Regions from separate parts of the Mus musculus genome. Here region 2 is linked to region 1. A link is a loop called in an ENCODE intact Hi-C map of the cell type or tissue named here. Cell type or tissue: left cerebral cortex. All regions are shown on one strand.

What was found. A loop is a pair of places that touch in the nucleus more often than their neighbours do. Peaks named below come from ENCODE experiments on the same cell type or tissue, not always from the same donor. Only the 100,000 strongest peaks of a DNase experiment are listed, where the experiment ranks them.
Region 2: a loop joins it to region 1, with 5 times the contacts of the local background. A loop is called at or near these places in 3 of 42 quality-filtered maps.

What each region holds. Positions count from the first base shown.
Region 1 is chr2:106,972,029-106,976,028 of GRCm38, forward strand. Arl14ep (ADP-ribosylation factor-like 14 effector protein) reads right to left here and starts at 2,369. Exons shown (of 5, transcript NM_001025102.2): 1 at 2,244-2,369. In left cerebral cortex, a CTCF peak has its summit at 2,393; a DNase peak (open chromatin) is centred at 2,426; H3K4me3 peaks cover 1,331 bases; H3K27ac peaks cover 858 bases.
Region 2 is chr2:107,288,602-107,292,601 of GRCm38, forward strand. It overlaps Kcna4 (potassium voltage-gated channel, shaker-related subfamily, member 4), which reads left to right and starts at 1,988. Exons shown (of 2, transcript NM_021275.4): 1 at 1,988-2,470. In left cerebral cortex, a CTCF peak has its summit at 1,942; DNase peaks (open chromatin) are centred at 1,990 and 2,724; H3K4me3 peaks cover 2,399 bases; H3K27ac peaks cover 1,378 bases.

The DNA.
Region 1 (4,000 bases):
GGTATCTTTCTTTTTTTTTTTTTTTTTTTTTTTTAAAGATTTATTTATTTATTATATGTAAGTACACTGTAGCTGTCTTCAGACACTCCAGAAGAGGGAATCAGATCTCGTTACGGATGGTTGTGAGCCACCATGTGGTTGCTGGGATTTGAACTCCTGACCTTCGGAAGAGCAGTCGGGTGCTCTTACCCACTGAGCCATCTCACCAGCCCCGGTATCTTTCTTTTTATCTGCTAAATTTGGCACCTCCATTTTCAGAGCCTTTTAGGAAGCAAAGCCTTCTTTGGTTCTAGCTCTTCTTATTTGAGTTAAAATAGATTTCCTGAAGAACAACTTACAGGAACTGCTCAGTTTAAATTTCCTACGGGAGGGATGGAGTTTCTTTCCTAGACAAGACTGTTGGCAACAGACAGGATGGCTCAGTCAGTACATTGCTTGCCATTGCCACACAAGTGTAGGGACCCAGGCATTGAACCTGCAAAAGCAAACAAGCCAAGTGCTCTGGTGCCCAAATGTAATCCCAGTGTTGGTAAAACGGAGGCAGGAGGGTCCCTGGGGCTTGTTGGCCAGTTAGACGTTCTTAATGACAAATATTAACACCAAAAGCACTATACTTTAATGCCTGAATGGATCAGTGGGTCTGCAGGCCCTTCATAGATGTGTGGCATTGTCTATGCATCTATTTTGTTTTCCAAACAGCAAAAAATAACTCTGACAAGGATTTAACTAAATGACCTACTCCAGGTTGTTCTTCTTCTTCTTCTTCTTCTTCTTCTTCTTTTTTTTTTTTCCTGAGACAGGGTTTCTCTTGTATAGCCCTGGCTGTCCTGGAACTCACTTTGTAGACCAGGCTGGCCTTGAACTCCACCTGCCACTGCCTCCCGAGTGCTGGGATTACGCCACCATGCCGGGCTACAAAATATTTCTTAATCCAATTTTAAGTTACATTGTCTCTAGGCCCACCAAGTTTGGCCAATCACAGGTCAAGTCAGCAAAACCTCCTCAGAGTATGGTGGCTCGGGGGTCACATATTCTCCAGCCACCATGGGATCCAGTCATCTGTATACCCCACTTGTTCGTATCAATTCTTCAAGCATCACTAATTCCTCCTTCACCTCGGAGGTTTCCATCAACCTATGTAAAAGAGTAAACTTCCAGTCTTTCTGCTTTACAGCAACACCATACTCTGCTACTTGTTAGTGCATTATATGCAAAGCTCCAAAGGCAAGGCACTACCGGATTCCCTCAACAGCCAAGGCTTCTCTAATTAGCAAATTCTGACACTTTACTCTTTAGAAATTTTTTGAATAAACACAAGGTCAGAAATTCCTAGAGTCCCAAATGGCAGACTCTCCTTGAAATCGATGTGATCGGATCCCACTTCTCTGCAATGATCCCCACCACAACCCCGCGTGGGATTCACTCATTAATGCCCCTACTCTCTGCCAATGCCTCAACTCATCAGACATAATCAACAGCACTAGGGTAGAAAAAAATTTAAAACAAAACGAAACAAATGAAACCCTCAACCCACCAAAGTGCGTAACTAAATATCACACGGTTAGAACTGCGAAGATTGTGAATTTTAAAGACGGTCTGGAGAGATGGTTCCAGAAGACCCAAGTTAATTCCCAGCACCCACGCCGGTGGCTCAGACTATCCTGTAACTCCAGTTTCAAGGTAATCCGACGCCCTGTTCTGATCTGTCGGGGCTCCAGCCACGCACTGCTGGCACATACATACTGGCAAGACATCCATCCATACAAAATAAAGTAATAAAACAAAATGTTTTTAAAGTTAGACTTGGGAGGCAGAGGCAGGCGGATCTCTGTGAGTTCTAGGTTAGCCTCGTCCACATAGAGAATTCCAAGTCAGCCAAGACTACACAGAGAAACTGTCTCAAAAAACAAAACAAAACAACAAAACTTAAAAGCCCCAGGCCTGGTTACTCGTTTCTGTAATCTGAGCTACTCAGGAGGGGCTTGATGAGTTGGAGGGTAGTTTAGGACATTTGGCACGAGTGAGTCCTCACAAAGAAGCTGAGGATGAAGCTCAGCAGTGGCGAGGCCCTGGTTCAAATAAAACCCTGCAATCTGATGCAGTGGCGGACCTACTGTGTGCAGGGTAGAGCCGGGTGCCAGGCTGCTACAAGCCCCTTCCGCCGTACAAGCCTCCCCTCCCAACACTCCTCCCGGTTCACCGCGGCCTCCCACATTCAAGTGCCATCGGTAGAGTCCACTCACAGCCCTACGGCCCGACCCGGCCCGGTCCACCTGAGCTGCCACGGGTCTCCGCTGGGCTCCGGAAGCACCGTCTCTGCACAGGCCAAGCTCGGCTTTCCACACCACCGCCGGCCCCGCGCAGAAACCGAGAGGACGGCGAGGGCGGCTAGAGAGACCGCTTGTACCATGGAGAGGAACCAGGAGGAGCCTAGAGCGGAAGCCAGCCCGGAGGCCTCCGGAGGAGGAAGGGCTGGGTGCGGGGGACAAGGGGGGATGACTCAATCCAACGCAAGAGTTGCTTCAGTTGCTCGCCCGCCTTGGGGAACTTGTATCCTCTCCTGAGGTTGGGGAATTGGGAGGCTCTTGGAGGCCCTTAGCAAACACAGGTTTCCTTTACTTCGTTTGCAAATCTGTTCTGTGCAGGACACCAAACAAACGCACCTAGATAGCCCTAATCCTGGAGGAGAGTTAAATGCAACTCAAGGAATGGACCTTTTATTTAAAGTCTCACATTTTATTTTTTGATCCATTCCAACTAAACATATTCTAAAACGCTCTCTCTATTATATATTGTAAAAAAAAAAAAAAAGTCTAGATCTTTGAGTAAAAGGTACACCACAGGAAATTAACCTTTACATTTTGGGGGTGGAGAGAAGAGGTGTAATCATTGTTGTTTTGAGGTGCGTGAGTTTTTGTTTTAATTTTGGGACAAGGTTGCAGCCAGGTAGTTGAGGCTGGACCCTAGAACTCTATAGGTAGTCCACGCGGCTATGAATATAACGTTTTCTTGGTTTTGAGAATTTGACACATATGGTGTGTTTGGATCAACTCCACCTCCAGTGATGTCATCTAGAAGTGCAGGACTGGGTTCGGTTCTCTTTGTCAGCTCAAGGATTAAAAAGGAGGACAGCATTACCTGAAATTTTTGGGTGTCCCTGCAGAGTCAACATATGATAACCTAGGAATTTGGGTTCCTTCCTGGGGATCTTAGTTTTATTAATAAAAGAATAAACTAAAACAGAACAACTCAAGGACAACTTATTAGAATTTTAAAAAGAAAACCCAAGAGCAGGCAATTTGTTAATCTTTAAGTTGTCCCAAAGAGGAAGATGTAGAGTATAAATATGACCGGCCTCAGTGGCAGACAGCCTTGGGGTGAGAGGTGGAACTTCCGCAAAGAGGAGGAAGTCTAATGCTAAGTTAGAGAGCTCTGGCCAGCACCTGAAGGAAAAAGATGGAACAATAAATAGTTACACAGTTTTTTTGTCGTGCCTCAGAAAGCAGGTCAGACCCATTGAGGTCAGCCAAACCTAACCAAGGCTCTGCTCTTAGGACTGAATGGGGCATTGGAAGGAGTCTGGGAAGGGAAAACTTGCTCTTAAGCTGAACCTACCTTCCTAGTAGATGTCTCCCAGCCAGACCCTGACCTGCCCCATTGGATTAGACCTTAAGGGAAGAGACTAGGGCATGCCTACAGCTAGGCAGAGATTCCACTCCCTTCTACCTTCTCTCACGTAAAGGCAGGTATATTGGGTTTTGTTTTCGTTTGCTTGTTTTTTAAAAACCCAGAGTCCATTCATTGCTGTCAGTATTTGCTATGTGAGGCTATCCATGAAAGAAAATCAGGAAATGCATCCCTGAAGAAAATTGACTCTCTTCACCAATAGGCATCAAACATCAAAAGCTCCTCAGAAGAGTGGGATTTCGTGGGGTCCTCTCTGTTAGGTCCAAAGTGGCCCCTTGAAATAGTGGTGCTGGTGACAGTGTCCTAAACAGAA
Region 2 (4,000 bases), 320 kb after region 1:
AAGAATAAATAGCCAGTGACATGTATAAGCATACTTTGCAAAGTTTCCATGTGATCCAATAAAAACATCCGAGCTTCGATACAACCATTATCTTTAGTACATTACTCAATCTCATCTTTCAACTCTCTGGAAGCATTCCATAGCTATTGTGGATTGATCTTACAAATTGCTTTTGGAAACTGGTCCCAAGATCTTATACCCTATGCCCTCAGCCCTGATTCTACCATTCTCTAAAACATCCTTCTGATGGCCTAACAGTAAGTCAGTCCTCTCTTTCTGGCACCTGTAAGACTGCACAAGGACCTAACCTTTATTTTGGAATCAAAAATGATTGCTTTCAGTTTTGGAGAAGTCAGTCCCTCCCATTTGCTGGAATGAGCTCCAATTTGGAACGACTTGGAACAAGTAGCTTCTCTAGGTGCCTGTAGGAACTTTTCTCTGTTCCTCCACCTACAGGGTAGGGGTGGGGCAGGGATGGGGTGGTTGTGGAGGGTGTTTGGGATAAATTTGTTTGTGCCATAATCTCAAGGTGCTCTGACTGGAAGAAGATAGGAAAACCAGATCCCACATTACAGCTTATTTGCTTGTTTCCCCTTCAGTAATTACATTTCAGCCCCCACCCCATTATTTTAAAAATTAAACAACTAAAGCAGTCTTCCAGGTGTCTTTCCCCACGTCAGCAGCGACAGGGTGAGTGCAGTGCACAGGGGCATATCTATAATTCAGCTCAGGAATATTTTCCTTAATAATTAATCAGGAATCACAAAAGAAGGAAGCCCAATAGGGCCCATGAACAAAGCTGCTGGAGAGTACAGCTACCCAGGTGCCAACTGACCAGCCCAGGACTGATCTGCTCCCGTAGCTGGACCTGTGTACCGTACTGCTTATTCAAACCATAAGGTGTGCTGAGGGAGATGGCCCAAGACCCAAACCTGACCATCACCTTGATTCCCCTCCCACTACACCCTGCCCGGTCTCTGAGCTAACCTTTCTTGTATACCACATCTATGTCCCAGAGACATCCACAAACTAACCACTAATGAAAAAGCACCTAAAGTTTATCTGGGGTGGGGTTGCCTTCCTAGAGACACACTTAGTTGCTTATAGGATAGGAAATGTGGAGTACTTAAACAAACAAACAAACAAACAAACAAACAAACAAACAAGTGGATGGCAGTAAAGTTTGGGGCACTAATATAAAGCCTCTCCAATGGCCCACATGGGCTCTCCAGTTCAGCTTCAATTATCTTTGCAGCAACAGTTTCACAGAGGGGTCAACTCAGCCTTTCAAAAGCTCCAGCCTAGGCCATTTTTAACAGTTTGTCCATAACCCTCCAGCCTCCCTCCTGTTGTGACTTGAGCCTCCTGTACACAGTAGCCTTCGCCGGGGGTCAGACTTCATATTCGACCAGTCTCTAACATATGGTCTAATACATGGGTAAAGTTGATCTTTCTCTGTGCCAACTGGGCCAGCAGCTGAAGCTGCAGACTCTCAGTGTTCCAGGAACGCTGAGACTAAGGTTGGGGTGTACTCACGGGGAGGGGAGGGGGAGGATTTCTGGACCTGCAGTCTGGCCAGAGATGCACCTGAGCCCTACTACCACACCTCTAGGGGTAAACAGATGACCAATGTCTGGGGAGATAAAAGATCAGGGTAAGAAGGGAAGCTGCCCCAAGCTATCCACCCCATTTTCTGGACTGCATCTTTCATCGAAGTCCCTCTCTCCCAGTGTCTCTAGTGGCACCTGTGCTGTGGTCGGTCCTGGACTTCTATTCCAGTTCCTACGGGACACATCTGCCTCCGGGATTTGCTCCTCGCTTGGGGGTGATACCCAAGTGCTCCTGGGATAGTTTCCAGAAGCTAAGCAGTCGTGGGGGCTGGGCCGACGGGTGGGGTCGCAGCGTCGTGACTGTGCCCGCCCAGCCATGCGGGGAGGCACCCCTAGTGACAGCCCCAAAGGCCACACCCTCGGCCCGGCCAGGCCCCGCCCCCGCCCGTGCGCGCTGGCAGCCTGGGGAGGCGTGTGCTGCTCCTGCAGCCAGCTAGAGAGCAAGACTGGGATGGATACTGGAGAAGGAATGCAGGCTTAACAAGTGATCGCTGCTGTCTAGGATTTTGAGTCTTTTTCGGAGAACCTTGACTTCCGTTCCCAGCCCATGTCTGCTGTGCCGAACTCCAGAGGAACCAGAAATCTCCGGGGTCTACCTTGGGGCGTCCCCAATCTCCACCTCTGGGCTCCAGTAACGAGGACTCTGCAATACCCCCTAGCCCCCTGGCCAAGACAACCGAACTTGTTCCGTGGATATTTGGGATCCTCCACCTGCCAAACCTGAGCGATTTTTTTTGTACTGCGCCCCCACCCCCAATGATTCTGCCCCTCCTCCAGCTGTTGCAGCGTGGAAAAGGGGAAACAAATCACCGGGGGGGATTTTTTTCGTCTATTTTTATTTTTCGCACTTGCTGGGAATGGTAAGTATGAGATCTTTCTTATCTTTCCTTCACCTTACTCTTTTGGCTGTTGAGAAACTGTGGACATTTGAGGAATAAATAATATTGAGAATGTGACAGAAGGACATGAATGGAAGGCGGTTAAAAATAAACCAGGAGGTGGGAGAAGGGAGGTGCAGATGCTACGCGGCGCTCCAGGGGCAACCCAGGGGATGGGGCGAGTGCGCCCTGCTTAATGTGCCAGAGCGGGAACCCAGGTCTGGAGGCTAGGGCGCAATTAAAGATGTCGTTCCCCCAACGAGGTGGGGTTTAGATTCAGCATCATTTTCGTTTTGCCTGATCCCAGCCTCACCGTTCCTCTCCTTTGCGAACAGCTGATGAGCCGGTCTGTATTGTTGCCTCTCCCAACATTCAGATGGCATGCATTTTCAGAGTGTTTGAGCAGTCCACAGGGACTGGATAAATGGTGTGCGTTGAGTTGATGTACGTGTTTCTTGGTGTTGGTTTTTCTGATTCTATCACCTTTTTATGTTTTAATTTTGTCCCTCTCTGCCCTTCTCCCAAATTTGGTTCAGGTACCACCCTAACACAGTTGCAGAAATTAGCATCTAGAAAGGAAAGCAGCCTTGTTGTTGTTGGGTAGGAAGGGAAGAGGGAATGCTTGTTGGTATTTGGGAACATAGAAGCAAGAATAGGTGCCCTGCAAATCCTATTAGTTTAATGGTGTTAAGAAGGTCTCTTGCATAAAGTCTGCTTGATTCTCCTAAGAAGAATACCTGGAGAAAGAGAGATTTTAAATCAGCTTGGTTTGTTTGAAAAAATGGTTTGGTGGGTTTACAATTTGTCTTTTCTTTCTGTCTTCCTTCCTTCCTTCCTTCCTTCCTTCCTTCCTTCCTTCCTTCCTTTCTTTCTTTCTTTCTTTCTTTCTTTCTTTCTTTCTTTCTTTCTTTCTTTCACTTTCTTTTCTCTATCTCCCCTTTCCCACCATGCCTCCCTGCTTCACTGCCTACTTACCTCTCTCCCTCCCTTCCCCCTTTCCTTCTTTCTGTCTCTCTAGGATAGTAAGGTAACTAGTAGCCAATTGAAAGGAAAACAGTTTTCTTTTTGAATGTCAAAGAGTTAGAAAAATAGTAATTAACAAGCCTAAATAAATAAAAGAATAAGGAAGCATTTGCTGTAGAACACAATGAAGGCAGTTCCAGAGCTTGTAGAAGTTACAGTGAGCTGGAAGACCCTCAAATTCATGACATTTGGGGGAGTTACTTGAGTAGAAGAAACATCTTCACATTTGTAAATCTATGGGTATGTCAGTTATTCAGGGCTTAAGTGGTGTCTGTACAAACTGTTTGTGGGTGCTGAGAAGTTGAACACATTCTCAGGCTTTTTGGATTCTGTCAATCTTAAAAAGATGTTGGCTGACATTCCACAGTGAACGTAGTCATAAGGTGGTTTTGTACACAAGGCCTTAGAGGTTTCACCACGGTAAACACTTATGAATGTAAGATGATGTGACCAGGACAACAGAAGAGGGGGGTGTTGCTAGGGATAACT